Regions from separate parts of the Mus musculus genome. Here region 2 is linked to region 1. The links are chromatin contacts, found by Hi-C or POLR2A ChIA-PET in ENCODE. All regions are on one chromosome and are shown on one strand. Each heading gives the region's core, a stretch centred on a gene start or an enhancer-like site at or near the end of the contact. The rest is flanking DNA. Distances are from core to core; before and after follow the strand shown.

Region 1 (3,877 bases), core at 663-3,162:
CATTTCATTATCTTCTAATACAGGAATCATATTTAAATATATAAGAAATTTAACAGCACCTGGAACTCACTGAAGAAAACCCAAAGAAACAGACCAGAGATGGTGATCTCTCATCACACCCTCTATCTACATACTTCCAGAGAAGTGTTTCACTGCAGCACAATTACTCCAGAACTATAACTTTTTACATCATTTTTTACATCATTCTATATTGTCTCAATTAACTTACACATCATTTAAAAGCATTGTTAGACTTCAAAACTCAAAAAGCCTAAAGCAGTACTCCAGCAATCTTATCTTTAAATCTGCATCTTTTATGAAGATGGGAATGTTATGTCTTTGAAGTTGTAGATCAGCAGTTCTTACCTGCATGGTCCAGATTCCATCCCCCCAGAGATATGTGGCACCATCTGTAAACAGTTTTGGTTGTCCTGACTGTAGGAAAAAGGGCTACTGTCTTCTACTGAGTAAAGGTAAAGGTGCTGCTAAAAACCCCTACAACTACCTCATCCAAAATGATAAAAGACCAAGGTAGTGTGCCTGTGGGTGTATGCGTATATGCACACTTGTTCCACTTCAATGTTCAATCTATTCTGCAGCCACTTTATATAAAGTAATTATGTCATAATTAAATTTATGTTGATATCTGCAGAACCAACCTACATATAGAAGAATATATGAATAAAGCCAAGTATTTTATGCGTAGTTATTTTAAATCAAACTCTGCAATGAATGACTCTCAGTACTAAATTTCAGCTCAGGGAATATGACTCTTAGATTTTGAAGCTGTGTATCTAGATAAATGGAAATTCTGAGAAATACTTTTCAGGTTTCCTTAATACTGAAAATCGAGACACTAGATTTTTTTGTCATCTGATTATGCCACACAATTTAGGAGTAGCTATTACAATAGCATAAAATAAAAGTTAGGTGCATAAAGACATCCTAGCACATCTTTCTACAACAACAACATTGTGTCCTACTTGTTACAATGCCGATACAATCAGAATCAAACATGAATACTTGAGATACAAAGTAACTAAGACACATTGGTTTAGGATCAAGTTTACTCGATAGTAACAACGTAACAATGTCCTCAGAAGATACTAAGAAAAAGAAAAGCTCAGAAGAGCAGTGCGCACAAGGGAGATTTAGCGAATTCCCTTCTCAAGATTTCCCAGAACCGTGCCCGCCCAGGTTTGTCAAGGAGATCTGTTTTGATTTGGCACGATTAAGTCAGAGGAGAGAACCCCATTTCAAGTCATCCAGGCAAACACAACCGCTTCCCCTGGCGTGGCGTATCCCCTGACAGTGGGCAAACTTACCTGGCAAGAAACCTCCCTGAAAGTGGCTGTGAGAAGTTAGAAGTCTGGGCGTGAGCTGTGGGAGAATCCGTCAATGCAGCAACCTGAGCATTTGTTAGAGAGAGTCCTACACACAGTCGTCTAATAATGATGGAGTCTAATAATGATAGATGCTCTCAGGCCAGCGCGGCCGAAGCGGGTGTGGGACACCCACCGAACAGGAAAACCTATGCCCCCCAGGCTCGAGAGGGCCTAAGTGGGGACCAGCAGGAAAGGACAGAGAGCAAGAGTCGAGACAGGGCCGCTAGGCCGGGTCCGAGGGGATGGCACCCACCTGCGCGACCTCTTCGCCATCCTTCAAGTACCGCATAGGCGCGGGCTGGGCGGGGACGCGGGGTCAGCCTCCTCCAGCCTGGGGCCAATGCTCCCTCTCCGAGACCCACCCGCCGCTTCCCCAACTCCTTCCCTCAGGTGACCGAGAGCGGAAAGCAGGCCCGGTCAGGTCAGGGCCAGGCGGGACTGAGGGACAGAGGGGCGGACCAAGACCCACTGCTCCTAGCCGCGGCCGGGCCCGGCCAGGGATGCCCTGGACATGTCAGGAGGCGTGCTCCCGCCCGCCGCCGCCCCGCCCGCCGCCGCCGCCTCCGCCTCAGAGCTGCCGGCCCTGCGCCGCTCCGTCACGGGCGCCGACCCCCGCCCTCTCCCCGCAGCGAGCAGCACTGCAGCACTCGCAGCCTCCTGCAGGGTTTTGTCCGCACCGCCGAATCTCGCGCCCAGCCTCCCTCAAGAGCCGCCGTTTGAATCTGCGCACGCGGCCCCGAACCTCATTGGCTGGGGCGGCCGCGCGCAGGGGGGCGGGGGCGGGGCGGCGAGGGCGCGCGCGGCAGAGGGCGGGGCCGGCGGGGCTAGAAGCCAGGATTGGAACTCGCGGGAGTCCCGGAGCGCCGTGGAGCCGGGGGAGGGGCGGGGCGGGATGGGGGAGGCGCGAGGCCGGTTCACGGGCCGAGGTGACAGGACACGGAACGCGGGGTGAGCCACCCAGTGGGGCGCGGAGATTGCTGGGAAGGCGAGTTTCTGCGCCCCGGGTGTGTGCCGGAAGAGGCGCCGGGGCCGATCCAGCCGCCGCCACCTCCGGAGGGGTGCGGAGCGTGCCTCTGGGGCGGGGACAGTCGGGGTCCTGGGCAGGGGAGGACCTCGCGGGCGCTAGTTCGCGCTGTGAGTCTCGCCACTTAAGGGCGCGGTCATCTACTTAACCTTCTAGCCAGGAAACTTGCGCGGCCGTTATTTTCTTAAGCATGTGTGAGTTAGTTCTGCGCCGAAAGGACAAGGAAACTGGCCAAGACCCTGTTGTTGTGTCTTTTGTTTTCCCCAGAGATGAATAAAAGTGTGATAAGTGGGGAGTTGTTATCTCGAGGCTTGCGTGGAACGGGAAAAGGTTGATAGTGCTCCAGAAGCTCAACCTCGTACTCCGTCTACAAAGGGGGCGGGATGCTCTTCGCGGGGAACCCAGAGTCCCGGAGGTGCGCCTGAAAGCTGGAGTAACTGAAATCTTGCATAGGGGAAGGGGCCTCTTACAGTTGCAACTTCTCAACAGTTACACGGTTAAAGAAGCATACAAGGAGATTATTAACTACAGTAGCGATTAGACACGGCGAAGAGCCCAAATTTGCAAGACACCATGCTCTACTGCATAGAGTGATGAACCACAGATCAATGTTGTTACAAACTGACATTTTTTGCTATTTTGAAACTGTACGCATCGTCTTTTGCAAATCAGAGATACAGGTGCAAATACAAATCAAGATGAGCTTGCAATTCAAAACAACCAGGTAGATACACACTCGCTTTTAAAAAAAAAATAACTTCCTTTTTCTCAAGATATATTTTGGGAAGGAAAAGCACTTTTAAATTATTTTCTGAGTTCCATAGTAGCTTCTAAAGAGAGAGACTAATTTAGAAATTAATATTTTTGAGACAAGGTGTTGTTATGTACCCCAGGCTGATCTTGAACTCAGTATAGAGCCCAGACTTTCTTCATGATCTACCTTAGCTTCACCAGGGCTACATGATGGAATGCTCCTCCTAGTCTTCAAATGTCATTTGGAAGCATATTTACTCTTGGGTATGCATTGTTCCATTTTTATTCTAACAGGAAGCAAAACTGATATTCTTAGGTTATGATCAGCTTTATACAAACAACCGTTTTAGAACTTGAAGGTAAGTGCATCAGATTTTTAAGTAAAATTTATTCTCATTGTTTTATATAGGGAAACGTCCTCCCAAAGATAGTATTACAGAATACTTTGAGACAAGGTGGTGTTATGTACTCAAGGCTGACCAGATCTCCAGAGCGCCTACAGCAGATGATGGCAGATAAAGAAGAACACTTGAAGTTCTCTGGCCAGCTGGACTGCTTTATGTAGTGCTGAACAAGACTCTGATGTTGGGGGAGAGTTTTGTATGCTGTGTATTCAGATGCTGCTACTGTGCCCTGAGATCTGAGAGTTAGCATTGTCATTATTATTGAAGCATTTCCTGTGTATTGTTCCCCGCCACTTCTGATTGGTTGATGA
Region 2 (3,684 bases), core at 471-2,970, 47 kb after region 1:
TCTGGGCTGCCCCTTTTGCTCTTGTTTTAATTTCTCTGTTTTCCGTTTCTGCATCACAGAAGCTTGTTCTGTGATGTTCTGTTGAATAGTTCTTTCAGTTTTACTCATGTTTAATTCTTCCTTATGCAAAGTTTTTGTTTTCTGTCCAGTAAGAATAATTTTAGTTGGTAGCTGCGACTCCAATTCTTGTCCTTGCACATCTCCAACTCTCTGAGCATGAGCACCATCTATATTTACAGGAGTGTAATCGTCCGGATTTTTTTTTGCAGTCTGATGCAATATAGTGTGGACAACTTTCTGAACTAGGATCTCACTCCCAAATTCACCTGGAAAGTGCTTGGTAACAAGTTTCATTGCAACATCATAAACATTACTATTCAAAGATGGATCGCTTTCATACTGAAACCAATATACTGTTTCTCTGACTACTCTTCCTCCCCACTCCAAAGTGATAGGAAAAGCTTCTGGAAGATTGTCATACTCTTTACCTTCCCAAAAATGTTTGAATCCACAACCACATTTGCCACCAGTAGACCTAGAATTAGTTCTGTCTCCATCCAAATACACAATAGAGCCATCTCCTCTGACTCTTCGCACAGATGAGCCATGGCACCAATTACAAGCTGTTAGATTACTCAATCCATAGTCTGGTAGCAGAACATCTTTTACTGGATCATATGAACAAACCAAATTGTTTAAGGGAAAGCTGTAATTTTTGTCAGGCCTCAACTGCCCATGAGTACTTTTTGCCAAGTTATACAGTTTCCCTCCTGGAGCCAACCACTCAGAAGGGACATGAAGTTCAGAAAGGGCACCACAAAGCAAACACTTGTGAAGGCGATTGTCCATTACTGCCTTTTTAGCAGCTGCTGTAACTTCCTCAGGCTGAACTCCTATCACCCCAGTCCTTCTGTAGAAATACTGATGTACATCAGCAACCAAACTAGGATGGATACCATGTTTGTCCATAAAGACTTCTTCCATAGCAGCAACCAGCCTAAGTAAGTACTTATCCTGCAAACTTCTGTCTCCTCCAATAACACAGCCACCATCCTCCTCAAGCTTGATGTACTTTTTAATAAGGTCCTGAGGCACACCCCATGCTTTAGGTAACAAATTCATGGGTAGTTTGGGCAGGGCAGCCCCCTTTATGCCTACCAAGGGAATATAATGGTTTCTACCAGAGCTACTCCACGCAATACAGATTGGCTTGTTCAAATGACCATCTCTCCCAGTGCATTTCTCTGCAGGTATGAGGCCAGGTAGAAAGGTGGCTGAATAATCACCAGAGCTTCTCATGCCGCTGAGGGAATCTAAAAGAATTATGGGACGATGTAACACATTGGCAAGGCCGAATATGTGGATATTCCTCAGGCCTAAGGGGACACCTTCAGGTGGCACAAACAGAGGGTCACATTCATTGATAATGTCCTCCCACTCGGCAGCATCAATAAAGTCATGAAACAGGGCTTGATATCGGGCTAGGTGCTGCTGAAAGTGCTGCTTAAGATTCTCCCTCAGAGCATGCCAGAAGAGCTCTCGGCCTACTAGAGCCCTAGACACAGCATGCACTAGGCAGTGTCCATCCCCATCCACATGCACTGGGATGAGGCATTCTTGACTTTTATTAGCCCGTTTGATATCCTCGAGCGTGTCGTGCAAATACAGGAGGCTTCCGGAGCGGTCCTTGCCATAGCCCACTGTGTTGACGTGCTCTGGTTCGATGAGGAAGGCCCGGTCACCAAGTAACGCGCAATCGAACAGTTCGCCTTGGTTCATGTCCCGGAGAAGCTTGGCCCGGCCCGTTTGTTTGTCCATTCCATAGCGTGCCAATATTGGCGACAATAATTTGCAGTGGTAGTTGGAGAGGCCCATCACCTTTACCAGTTCCGTGTTCTTCTTGGGAGCCCCCGTCACTCCGAGTAGCGCGTTCCGCAGCAGATTGTGCAGCACTACGTCCGGGTCGGTCACCTCCTCCACTCCCAGCAGCTGTTGCTGCTCGTGCCGCTGTCCGCACTCGGTACACTCGATGCTGACAGAACCCGAGGCCGGGAAGAAGAGGCGCGCCTGGCACTTGGGATCCGGGCAACTCCCGGAAAGGATTCTTCGGTCCCTTCGTTTCGAAAGGCCCCCCGGAGAAGCCGCCGCCGCCAGAGACGACGAAGTCTGCGGAGCCTCAGGGGGAGGCGGCGGCGGCGGCAGCGGAGGAGGCGGCGGCGGCTGAGACATCGCTCTCGGCTCTCGCTCGGCGTCCCAAGCGACCCTCAAAGGCACATAGCCAGACCTCCGCCGGCCCGACGAGGTCTAGTCCAGGCCCAGGGCGAATGGCTTTCCTTTTCCTACCAGTTCCTCCTCCTCCTAGGCGAAGGCGGAAGCGCCGGACGTTGTTTCTCTTCTCACTTCTCCACTGCCTTAGCCGTTGCCCCGAACGTAACGGCCACCACCCCACCCCGCACTCACACTCACTCACTCTCGCTCTCTCCCTCAGACACAGACATACACGCCCTCACTGAGACTGCGCAGGCGTAGCTTCTGCTCTGCCCTCTGGGAACCAGAGTCTTCCGGCTCCTCTCTCGCGAAGGAGTGCTAGGCGCTTCCGTCCAGAAAGAACTTCAAATACCGTGATGCAAAGCGACTCGACGCACGCGGGGAGGAGGAAGAGGAAGGCACTCGGAAGGTGGGGGCAGAAAGGAAGTCGATGATTCGCGGAGCTTGTCGGTAGTTGTATTTTTAACTGGATCTCTTTTGTAGTTTGTCCCCCATTCTATGGCCCACGAGAAAGAGTCAGAGAAATCACATTCCTAGGCTGCTGTGGGTAGTGTCCCCCTGCACTTTCCCCTTGCGCAGAAAGGAGTGTGCTTGGGGAAAACAAAAGTGCAAAGGATTGGTGTGGAAGAGGGTCTAAAGTCCACCACCACTGCTAGGAAGTCCGGGTTAAAGGTCCTAAGAACATGGAAGGAGTTTTCTATGAGGCTACTTTTTTTTTTAAGTATATTAATTTTTCAAATACGATGTCATTTTTTTAAAATTACCACTTAGCTAGCAAGTGCCGTAACTGAGCTTCTATCTTATTCGTAGTTATAAGCTGGTAGGTTAATGATGAAAGGTCACAGTTTGAGAATTACTGATCGCCAACTTGTAAGAACACTTTTAAAGAAAACATCCTGTTATTATATTTGTCTTTTTGTATGTCTGTCTGTCTGTCTGTTTATTTGTTTATTTGTTTGTTTGTTTGTGTAGAATTCACTAAATAGACGAGGGTGGCCTCAAATCCACAGAGATCCACCTGCCTCTATCTCCTGAGTGATGGGACTAAAGATGTTTGCCACCAACCTGTCTTCTTTTTTAAGTGTTAAGGAAATTGCTTGTCATCAAATGTTTAAAAAATAAGTTTAAAAGAAAGTTAACGTTGTCTGTTAGCAGTTAGAGATCACAATTATTAAGGTTTTTCTATGCATATATAGTATACAGTTTTACTTTTTTAGCCCAGGCAGACCTCAAACTCCCTATAGTAGAGAATTGACCTTGAACTTTCTGTCTTCTGCCTCCACCTCCCAAATGCCAGGGTCAGAGGTACATACCACTACACCTAGGTTATGCAGTGTTAAGGGCTGAACTTGGAGCTTCATGCATGATAGGCAGGCATTCTACTAACTGAGATATAATCCCAGCCTGCATAATATA

The links. Hi-C counts contacts between places; a loop is a spot of excess contacts on that map. ChIA-PET counts read pairs that join two places held with the same protein, here RNA polymerase II (POLR2A).
Region 2: a map of heart shows a loop between it and region 1 (4-fold over the local background). The contact joins the promoter of 1700034P13Rik here to the promoter of Mybl1 in region 1. A Hi-C loop is called at or near these places in 9 of 37 maps with a recorded cell type or tissue (T-helper 17 cell, gastrocnemius, heart and 2 more). POLR2A ChIA-PET finds 5 or more read pairs at or near these places in 4 of 5 experiments (Patski and embryonic stem cell).

What each region holds. Positions count from the first base shown.
Region 1 is chr1:9,698,297-9,702,173 of GRCm38, forward strand. Mybl1 (myeloblastosis oncogene-like 1) reads right to left here and starts at 1,913. Exons shown (of 15, transcript NM_001290397.1): 1 at 1,639-1,913. The coding sequence starts at 1,658.
Region 2 is chr1:9,745,928-9,749,611 of GRCm38, forward strand. It overlaps 1700034P13Rik (RIKEN cDNA 1700034P13 gene), which reads left to right and starts at 1,721. Exons shown (of 4, transcript NR_040462.1): 1 at 1,721-2,677. It overlaps Vcpip1 (valosin containing protein (p97)/p47 complex interacting protein 1), which reads right to left and starts at 2,455. Exons shown (of 3, transcript NM_173443.3): 1 at 1-2,455. The coding sequence starts at 2,229.